Regions from separate parts of the Homo sapiens genome. Here region 2 is linked to region 1. A link is a loop called in an ENCODE intact Hi-C map of the cell type or tissue named here. Cell type or tissue: heart right ventricle. All regions are shown on one strand. Links, peaks and the distances in the headings refer to the core of each region. The heading gives the core; the rest is flanking DNA.

Region 1 (5,379 bases), core at 245-5,244:
GGGAATGGAAGCTGTGTGAGTGCCAAGTTGCTTAACTGGACATTGGGAGTTATCTATTGCATTTCTGTCTTCTTAAACTGCAGTTATTTTTGAATTATAATTTGGTTATAAAAATCATGGATGGGCCAGGCACTCACGCCTGTAATCCCAGCACTTTGGGAGGCCAAGGCGGGCGGATCACCTGAGGTCAGGAGTTTGAGACCAGCCTGGCCAACATGGTGAAACCCTGTCTCTACTAAAAATATAAAAATTAGCTGGGCACAGTGGCACATGCCTGTAATCCCAGTTACTTGGGAGGCTGAGGCACGAGAATCCCTTGACCCCAGGAAGTGGAGGTTGCAGTGAGATCGCGACACTGCACTCTAGCCTGGGCAGTAGAGTGAGACTCTGTCTCAAAAAAAAAAAAAACATGGATGAATGTTTTAAATGAGATGTTCCTGATTTTCTGTTTTCCGTACTTGAATTTCAAGTGGTGGTTTCTGAACTTGCACAGTTTCAACCAGGCACTCAATCACGGGCGTATTCCGAGGGAGGGGTTTATAGGTCTGTGCTGGGACTTGTTCTGCACTTCTCCACCCTTTCCAGGGATGGGAAAGTCAAGTATATGTCATAACTTATCCCTGGGGAACCCCGGAGCCTTACTTCTGACTCTTCTGCGGCCCATTGCAGGAAAGCCTGACTAATTAGGAACTGGATTGAATGTGGGGTGGGGTGGGTTTCAGTTCTTAGTTACCTGTTCACAGAAGTGGGAAGGAGAAATCTGTCTACATTGTTTTCTTTGCTGGAGCAACCATCCAAGGGAAACCTTTTAAAATCTTTCCCAGAAAAAGATTTTATTTATGATGGAGAATACTGATATTTGTCAGCAATTTATGTTTACATAAAAATAAGTTTAATGATTAAAATGATTGTCTTCTCCTAATCCAGTCATCCAATCTTTCTGAAGTTTCAGTACCTTGGGGACAGATTGACCAACATTTGTATCTTTGTTCTTAACGTTCCCTAACGGCATATTTTAAACTAAACTGATGTGAAGCTAACTTTTCCTTGAATTTCTGAGAATTCTTTGACTTCTGAGGTAGTTGGTATAATACTTGGGCTCTTACAAAACCAGGATTGGGAATCCCTGCTGTGGATCTGTCATCTTTGCTGTTTCTTCTCCAATATTCTTCTCCCTCACAGATGACCTTTCACCCCCCTCAAGGTTTTCCAGTTTCTATTCTTTCTCACTCTCTGCTTTTTCATTTCTAGTACTTCATAGCCAATAAGCTCAGCAGTTGTTGTTGATCATTCCCTCAAGGTGACACAAAACCTGTTTATTATCAACATGTAGTGATTTTTTTTCCCATTAAGATTGGCTACAAAATAAAAGTGTGAAATACGCCAGACATCCTGACAGTAAAGGTTAGCTCAGTTGATAGTCATTGTCTGTCGCATGTCTGGCTGGAAAATTGGAACGTCGGTGTTTGCTGCTTGGTGTGAGTCCAGTTTAAAAACCAACGATGACCTTAGGCAATGGCAGGATTCCTTAGCGGTTGCTTGGGTCACAAGCCTAGACCTGAAAGTACCCTCTAAACTTTCTGCATTCTCATTCCTGTAGCAGCTACTGCAGCCAACCAAATCCGCGCCCCACCCCTGACTTCCCATGTGGAGCCGGGTGTGCCAGGTATATGTCACAAGGCCATGCCCCGGGACGGGCAGCATCACATGGCCTTCCCTGACCCACCCTTTGGCTCTGTCTGTCCCAGCCCTTCTCTAGAGAGTAGTGTCCCACTTCAGGTCACCAGCTGCTCTAGGGGCAGAGGCTACCCTCTTTCATGGATGCTAATAACAAAGAACAAACATCTCAGAAGGGAACATAAGAACCGCATTATTTGGCTTTTCTGATGTTGGGCAGATCAGTGAAGGATGCTGTTGTGCTCCAGTCACTGACATTTTTCATAGAACATTACCCCAAAGGACACAGAAATGATTCCAAAAAATGTAGAAGTCTTTGCCTAGTAGGTCACTGCAAAGTGCTAAAATCTGAAGAAAGGAAGAGCAGTTCATAAATGCTTATCTTCACATTGTTCATTGGGCTGCCCTAACCTCCCCTGCTCCCAGAGAATGCCAGATGGCTTTACAATTGAGGTGGTTCAAACACAGAAGGCCCTTTTTCCTTTTATTAATTGCTCAGCTATGTGTACATTGGCCCCCACACCTGCCACCTGACCAGCGCGGCTTCTGCCTCCCTCAGCACTGCCAGCCGGGGGTTTTCTTAGACTCATCCCCTGGGCCACCTTCCGCTCCTCTCCCTCCCTCTGCATTAACATCCAGGCCACCCTCATTACTCCTTGGCAACCTAGCTTGGGTTGGCCTCCCCAGCCAGCCTTCCAGACTATTCTTTCTCTCCCTTGCAGCCTGTCTTGCACACCACTGTGGCCAGGTCAGTCTTTCTGAGAATACCATTTCCTCACATCATGGCCCTGTTTACAAAGCAGTTTCCCATTTGCCTATCACATCAGATCAAATCAGAACTCTTCGGCTCTGGATTGAAGCCGACGCCACTGTTCCTGGCAAGCCTCATTGCCCTCCGATCCCGGCGTTGGCCTCCGTCCCTGTCAGGTCTTGTACGATGCTGCTCTCTGCCATCCTGCCGTCTCCAGCTCTGCCTGCATGTTGGTCCTGCATTGCTCTCCACCTCACAGACTCTTATTCCACGGCTCTGGCCAGTCCAAAGCATACATGGCCCAGTTAGTTCCCTTTTACTTGAAATATTCCCTGAGGAGCCCCCAGGTATTTTTCCTTACTCACTGGAGACTTGTAGTCAGGGCCACACTGATGTCATTTGGGAATTATTTGCAAAGTCACAGATCTGGACTTCTCTCTCCAGCTAAATCATGAGTTCCTCAGCTAAATCACGGGCCCACAGTTCTGCAGCAGCTGGTAAACACTTTTAGTCACGGAAGGAAGCCTTTTTCGGTTCTCAGCTCTGCCAAGGAACTTATTTCACGTACACAAAACCACAAACCGTGAGAGGATTGCTGCCTGTATCCTGTTCCCCCTCATCTTTTTTTTTCTTTGAAAAGATGGTAAAGCTGATTATAAGAATTTAAATAACGTGGCCCTAGAACTACACTCTGACTCTGATCCGCGTGTCCTGCCCACAGCACCAGGCCACGAAGACAGACCATGTCGCTATCCTCACATTTGCTTGTAACTTAGGAGGCTTGCCAGTAAAATCGATACTAACAGTGGACGTACTTCTCTTTGAATAAGTTTATTCTATTTCCTTCTCCCATTTTCTTTATTTGTTGAAAAGAATGATGCTGATTGAGAAGCCAAATATTGTTAACCATTTTCCCCGTCTGGCACGGTTCTTTTGCACAGCACTGGATTAGGCCAGGGGACTGGCCTAACCCTGCAAATATCAGGAAAGGACTCTTCTAGGGAAAGTCGTACTAATTTGAATTGATCACTAGAAATACATGGTCTCCACCTAAAAGATGCTTTGTCACTTAAAAGGCTGAGTAGTCATCATAATGTAAAGAAACCTCTATTGTCATGCAACCATTTGCACCCAGACATTGTGCCTGGTTGGCACTTAACATTTTATCACTTGATTCTCACACCACCCTTGCAATGTGATGAAACCAAGGCTCCTAGGTGCTAAGTGACATTCCCCTAGTCACGCAGCCTAGTGCTAGTCACGCAGCCTAGTGGTAGAGCGAGGATTCAAACCCAGTTTTTGTTTTCCTTTGAGCTGGAGCTGCAAGAAAAAAAAAAAAAAAGAAAGAAATAAAAAACAAACCTAGGTTTGACTCCAAATCCTGAGCTCTCCACTGTGGGCCATCGTAGCCTTTTTTTCCTCTAGTATTTTTGGGTGGTTTTCAAGGGCTAAGAACGATCCTCATAATAAGTCAGTGAGATTACCGCACATGAGAACAGCATGTCTCAGCCTCTGAGGCGAGCCGGTACAAGCTCCAGGTTCTGTGATAACACCTCCCTCCTGGTTTGAGAGCAACTGCCTAAAGGAGGCAGTGGAGGATCATCCTCACCCTTCAGGTGCTAGCCCGTGTCAGTGGGGTCTTACACAACCTTTGCTCTGTGTTGTTGAGTCTTCCTCAGTCAGTAAAGTGACCCATAGATTATATTCAGTAAGACACCACGTTATGTGCTTAGAGAGAATTAAGCCAGTGATTAGGCCTGCCAGAAACTGGTCATCTCGCTGAACAGGTGAAACGGATGCATAAAGTAACAGGGCCAGGCTGGAATGGTGTGGACAGGAAGTGCTGCAGGAGCTCAGGTGAGCGGGAGACCTCAAACTTGGGGCAGTTTGAACTGGGCCTTACAAGATGGGTAGGGTTTGTAAGGCAGAGAGAAAGAACATTCCTGAACAACCATGTATGAAGTCATTGAAGGTCAATGAGAAAGCCTGTTTGTTGAAACAGGGTGTGTGGACAAAATTGACTTGTGAGATGTCTGTACAGAGGTGACGCCAAATCATGGATGGAGTTATGTCTTGTGTCAGGATTTTATCTGAGAGAAGCCACTGCCCGTGTGAAAGTTCTGATGAGAACGGTGTTCCAAGAGGATGATTAACCTGCCAGCACTGTGTGAGTTGGGGCAGAAGAGAGAGTCTAAGGCAAGGGAGACCTGGGAGGCTGTTACAGGGGCCAGATGTGGGGTGTACCTGACCCCCCAGTGGTGGCTGAGGGGAGACATTACAAAGAAAGCATCTTTGTTATTTAACTGGATATTCTAAAGAAAGTGGTAAATGAGGAGGGAGAAGTCAAAGATGACCCTGAAGTTCTGAGCCTAAGTCTCTGAGGATGCTGGTACCATTGTCTGCTGTAGCAAAATCAAGATGGGGACTTCCCCTGGGTTAAAAGAGTTTACCATTTTCCTTCAATCTGTATGGTGGCTTATTCTGATGGAAAAGAAATTACTTCCAGATCAACAAGACAATGTTTTCCATTAAGAAGTGTTCTGAGGCCGGGTGCAGTGTCTCACACCTGTAATCCCAGCACTCTGGGAGGCCAAGGTGGGCGGATCATTTGAGCTCTGGAGTTCAAGACCAACCTGGGCAACATGGCAAAACCTTGTCTCTACAAAAAATACAAAAGTTAGTCAGGTGTGGTGGCTTGCACCTGTAGTCCCAGCTACTACAGAGGCTGAGGTAGGAGGATCGCTTGAGCCTGGGAAGCAGAGGTTGCAGTGAGCCAAGATCCAAGATTGTGCCACTGCACTCTAGCCTGGGTGACAAGGCAAGACTCCTCTGTCTTAAAAAAAAAAAATTGTTCTGAGAATTACCTCCTCATCAATCGTGAACTTAGAGCAGTAGGGCATATCACATAGTGATCCTAGGAAACTGCTCTCCTGGGCTCCAGGTCATACAGC
Region 2 (5,379 bases), core at 286-5,285, 61 kb after region 1:
TTCCTCAAACGTATGACTGTATGCCTAGTTATCCATCCATCCACCCAGTATATGTTGTATGTCTATGCTAGGAAGTAGAGCCATAAATGTAACAATGCTCCATTTGTCAGATACTAAATAGCCTTGAAGGAGTATTTCAGAAGCATCTGCCCTATTTGACCTTACTCAACATCTTCACTTGATGTCTATGTATAAAATAAACTTTAATCATCCTCTACCACCCCCCAAAAACGACTGCTTCTCCCTAGTCTTTACCATATCATTAAATCACTCCTTGTATCCAGTTGCCCAAAGCAAAAAAGACAAGGAGTCATCATTATTATTCTTTCTCTCATACTTATCCAAGACACCAGGCAAGTCATATTGGCTCTAAATTCAAAATATATTCCAAGTTTGACTTCTTTTCATTACCTGTACCATTGCTAGAGTCAAAGCAATTCTTATCTCTTTTCTGTCCCACTGCAAAAGCATCCTACAAACTGGTTTCCATACTTCTACTCTTGCTGCCTCCTAGATGTCCTCATAGAGCTAATATGTTACTCCCTAACCCACCTCCACACTCAAAACCCTGCAAGAGCTTCCTGTCACACGTAGAATAAATTCAAATGCCTTATCTTGGTTTACAAAACACTACATGAGTTCTGGCCCCTTGATACCTCTCAGACCTCATGCTCTAACACTCTTCTTACTCCAGCCATCCTGGTCATCTTTCTATTCCATGACTGTGGCATAATTCTTCCTTTCTCTGGGTTTTTGTACTTGCTGTTTCCTCTGCCCAAAATACTCTTTGACCATGCTTCCTATGACTCACCCCACTCCATTATTCACATATCTCCTCAAATAGCACCTCCTAAGCAAAGCCTTGTCTAAACATCTTGCCTAAGACAGCCATAATTCCCATTTATTTGCTACTCCTACCTCTGCTCTATTTCCTTCATAGTATTGATCACCACTTGAGGTTATGTTATAAATTCATTTATTTTCTTATTTATTATCTCGCTACTAGCAAGCAAGATGCAGGAAGGCTTGGGCTTTGTCTATCTTATTCAATAGTATCCCCAATGTTTAAAACTACCTGGCACACAGTAAGGGCTCAATAAACATTTGTTGAATAAATGAATAAAGTGAGAAGGTTGATATTAAGATAACTTAATCTCAAAGTTTTCTGAGATTAACTCCACCTCAAAGTGAGAATAAGATTTAAAATGGGGCCAGGCATGGTGGCTCAGGCCTGTAATCCCAGCACCTTGGAAGGCTGAGGCAGGTGGATCACCTGAGATCAGGAGTTCAAGACCAGCCTGGCCAACATGGTGAAACCCCATCTCCACTAAAAATATAAAAATTAGCCGGGCATGGTGGCACGCACCTATAATCCCAGCTACTCAGGAGGCTGAGGCAGGAGAATCGCTTGAACCCAGAGGGCAGAGGTTGCAGTGAGCTGAGATCGTGCCACTGTACTCTAGTCTGGGTGACAGAGCAGGATTCCCTCCCAAAAAATAACAAATAAAGGGAACCTTCTTAGTTATATATACTCTAAATCCTCTAAAAATATGTGTTATCTGCTCCTTTCCCCCATGTTTTTTACCTCAAATGTTAGTCAAATAGAATACGTGTACATGTATACCTTAGCCATTAAGTATAAACAGATAAACCGTTTCAGACTTGGGTCTTTGAAATAATACTTTGTTCCTACTTACACGGTGCTCAGGGTCTGGTGAGAAGAGGCACACAAACAAGGAAATAAGTATGTGATGACAAATTCAGAAAAATCCTATGAAAGAACAGGGTTCTCTCATGAAGAATAAACAGGGAGATCCAGGTGGATGGGGTGGGTTCAAGGAAGGCTGATCTGGGAAGGTAACATGGACGCTGAGTCTTGAAATGTGAGAAGGAGGCTGTGCTTTGAAAGGAGAAGGGGCAGAGATCTTCCAAAAGATGAAAGATCATATGCTAAGAAACTGATGTTCTTTCAGAAAATGAAAGAGGCCACCAGAACTAAAGTACCCGGGTGGGATAGTGGAGAGGTTGCTAAAGAAGAGGTTGCTGTATGATCACGCAGAATCTGAAAGACCATGGTAAAACGTTTAAATATTCTAAGAGAAACAGTAAACCAATTACAACAGAAACTCTGTTTTAGGATAAGTCACTAATATAGAGATAGCTAGTTCAATTGTGTCTGGCTTCCTATCACATCACTAGCACTTAGTACAGAATTGGGGTCCTAAAAATATTTGGCAATGATGACCTGTGTTGCTTTCAGGAAAGTATTCCAAGTGATAGGGTCCACCATAATCCATATTGCTTTAGCTCTGTTACAAGTGACAAAATTTTCTATCAATTTCCAACTTCCTAGCTCCAATGTCTCAAGAATATGCCAGGCGGGTGTAGGCACAGCTCCAGACAGCAAACAACTTTGGGGTTGTATGCATATAACTCAGGAGTTAACTCTATTGATCTGTGAAATTAAAAAAAAAAAAACTACTATTTACTCAATTTACTTAAGTCTTTAACTTCATATTATGCAAAACTGAAAATATATAAAAACTGTTGTGTTGTTATAACGTTTGGTGTGGTAGGCCTCAGGGGCAGGCCTCGGACCTTCTCTTGCCCTCCTTTAACCTGTTCCAAGGCAGGACTCTAATTTTTCCCCCATCATTGTAAATTGTGTGTCTTTAAGACCCTCCCCAGAGATGGTTTTTGCCCTATAGTGTAGGGGAGGAATGCTGACATCATAAAAATCCCAATGCTGACATCATAAAAACTGGATTAGGAGAGCTTCTGGATAGCTGAACACATGGAGGTTTCTGGAGGGTGTGGCCCCCAGAGGGCATGGAAGCTCTGCACCCCTGCTCCCATACCTCACCCTACGCATCTCCTCATCTGTATCCTTTGCAATATCCTTTGTAATAAACCGGTAAGTGTGTTTCCTTTGATTTTTTCTTTTTGTTTTTTCAGACAGTCTTGCTCTGCGGCCCAGGCAGGAGTGCAGTGGCACAATCTCAGTTCACTGCAACCTCTGCCTCCTGGGTTTAGGTGATTCTCGTGCCTCAGCCTCTGGAGTAGCTGGGACTACAGGGGCATGCCACCACACCCAGATAATTTTTGTATTTTTAGTAGAGACGGGGTTTTGCCATGTTGGCCAGGCTGTTCTTGAACTCCTGGCCTCAAGTGATCTGCCCACCTCGACCTCCCAAAGTGCTGGGATTACAGGCTTGAGCCACCGTGCCCAGTATCCTTGAGTTTTGTGAGCAGCTCCAGCAAATTAATTGAACCTGAAGAGTGTGGTGTGAGAACCCCAATTTGAAGCCAGTAGGTCAGAAGTTCTGGAGGCCTAGGATGGTGTCTGGGGGTATGAGGTATGGGCACTGAGACCCCAACCAGTGGGATCTGACACTATCTCCAAGTAGACAGTATCAGAACTGAGTTGGAGGATGCCCAGCTGGTATCTGCTGCTTAGTGTGTGGGGAAAAAAACCCACACATTTTGTCACAGAAGTCTTTTGTGTTGACAACTGTTGTGGTGGTATGAGAGCAGAAGAAAAACATGGTTTGAGAGAGTTTTTTCCTACACATCACTATGTTCTGGGTTTTTATTTCAGCAATAGCATGTCATCAACAAAAATGTTTTTCAGCTTATCTTTTTTCCAAAAGAAAAAAAAATGTATATAAGCAATATAAAACATAGCCAGGTCTAAAAGCAACGGAGGTGCCTAAGATGGAAAATTTAAGGAGGCATTTACTCTCACTTGCACAATCTTAGTATGAAATGTACCCTTGGTGCCCTGAACACTAAACTGACAATAAAAGCTAGTTAATTTAAGATACACTGGCAAAATAGAATGATGTGTCTTTTACTTTCATGGTTTCCTTACACAAGAATGAAAGTACTTTCAGTTTAAAAGGTTTTATTTGAATGTATTACCTCATTTAATCTTCAAAATAAGTCTTAAAATTAAGTGTTATTATTCATTTTATGAATCAGAAAACTTAGCTATTTTAGTAAACTGTGACTTAATACATTAGAAATATTTTTTGAGTGTGGAATAACATTTGAAGTTTATAGATATTAAAACTAAAACTCTTTTAAACTTCTTTTTAAAAATAAAAAAGCAAATGAATAGAGAAGCTTCCTAGAATTAAATATTAAGATATTTATGACTCTTTCTTTAAAACATTTTATTAATTTCTTATTTTTCAGCTTTATCCATTTACTGAAAAAGGAATCTTTTTTCTTAGCTAAAAAATAGCTAAGCATTTTTTTTAAGTCTTTCAAAACAGTAATCCTTTCGCTAAATTATAGACTAAGAGGAGATATTTTTAAGAACATAACAATGTTTAAAGGAATAGTAATGTTATATCAATGACATAATTTTATACACATGAACAAACACATTTTAAAATGTGTTTCAAATGGATTTATTAATTAAATGTCTTAAAATGTCTTTCAAAGTGGATTTATTAATTGATATCTTGGTCAAAATTTTCAAAGAAAATGAGAGATATATCAATTTGATTAGGTCTGATTTCAAAAATTTTTATTTTATTTTAAACTAAGTTACTTTGTGGTGTTGGGTATTTTTTTAAATATTTAAAGTATTTTGAAAAGTGCAATATGTAAAATATATTTTGTGATTGTTCTGTTAATTTTAAAATATTGTTTAAAGAAAGGACTTCCTAACTCAAAATTAGCCAAGATTTCTAAAATTGGGTCCAGGTTTACTTGAGGATGTCTGATATACCAGCTCTGGGAGGCAGCTCCAAGGGAGATGACAAAATTCATGTAATTAAACTAAAATAGTCACTTATCTGAATGAGGTGTTAACAGAAGTCAAAGTCCTCACCCATCATTACTATCTTCAATTCAGTGAGGGTCTTCCTCCTTTCTAATAGCCAGGAAAAAAACCTTGTTAAAGAGTTTTTGTGGAATTTATCCTAAGTACAGTAGGAAAGTTACCTTCTGAATCCAAAGAAAAAAATCCTGTTCTAACTGAAATAAGACAAAAATATCTATGATGAATATTTGCAAAATGAATAAAAACTCATACTATATCCATCCTGGCTAACACGGTGAAACCCCATCTCTACAAAAAATACAAAAAATTAGCCGGGCATGGTTGCATGCGCCTGTAGTCCCAGCTACTCGGGAGGCTGAGGAAGGAGAATGGCGTGAACCCAGGAGGCAGAGCTTGCAGTGAGTGGAGATGGTGCCACTGCACTCCAGCCTGGGCAACAGAGCAAGACTCCATTTCAAAAAAAAAAAATAAAATTCATACTGTAGGAAGAATTAATACTATAAAAGGAACTAATACAATGTGAGAAACAGACATTAAAAGAGGAATAGGAAAGTTCTTGAAGCTAGCATGTCTGAATATGATGAAAG

What was found. Hi-C counts contacts between places; a loop is a spot of excess contacts. Peaks named below come from ENCODE experiments on the same cell type or tissue, not always from the same donor. Only the 100,000 strongest peaks of a DNase experiment are listed, where the experiment ranks them.
Region 2: it touches region 1 in a loop (1.9-fold over the local background); 10 of 110 quality-filtered maps call a loop at or near these places.

Annotation. Positions count from the first base shown.
Region 1 is chr13:48,503,442-48,508,820 of GRCh38, reverse strand. The region is part of intron 10 of RCBTB2 (RCC1 and BTB domain containing protein 2); the gene reads left to right. It overlaps LOC124903173, which reads left to right and starts at 2,015. Exons shown (of 1, transcript XM_047430824.1): 1 at 2,015-4,437. The coding sequence starts at 2,114. The coding sequence ends at 2,737. RefSeq lists an enhancer at 3,045-3,314. In heart right ventricle, for the core only: no CTCF peak of the experiment used is centred there; DNase peaks (open chromatin) are centred at 2,633 and 3,000; H3K4me3 peaks cover 890 bases; H3K27ac peaks cover 4,591 bases.
Region 2 is chr13:48,442,088-48,447,466 of GRCh38, reverse strand. All of the region lies in intron 17 of RB1 (RB transcriptional corepressor 1), which reads right to left. It also overlaps a transcript of LPAR6 not described here. Among named protein-coding and RNA genes, the nearest start is that of LPAR6, 32 kb to the right of the region's middle. In heart right ventricle, for the core only: no CTCF peak of the experiment used is centred there; no DNase peak of the experiment used is centred there; H3K27ac peaks cover 1,151 bases.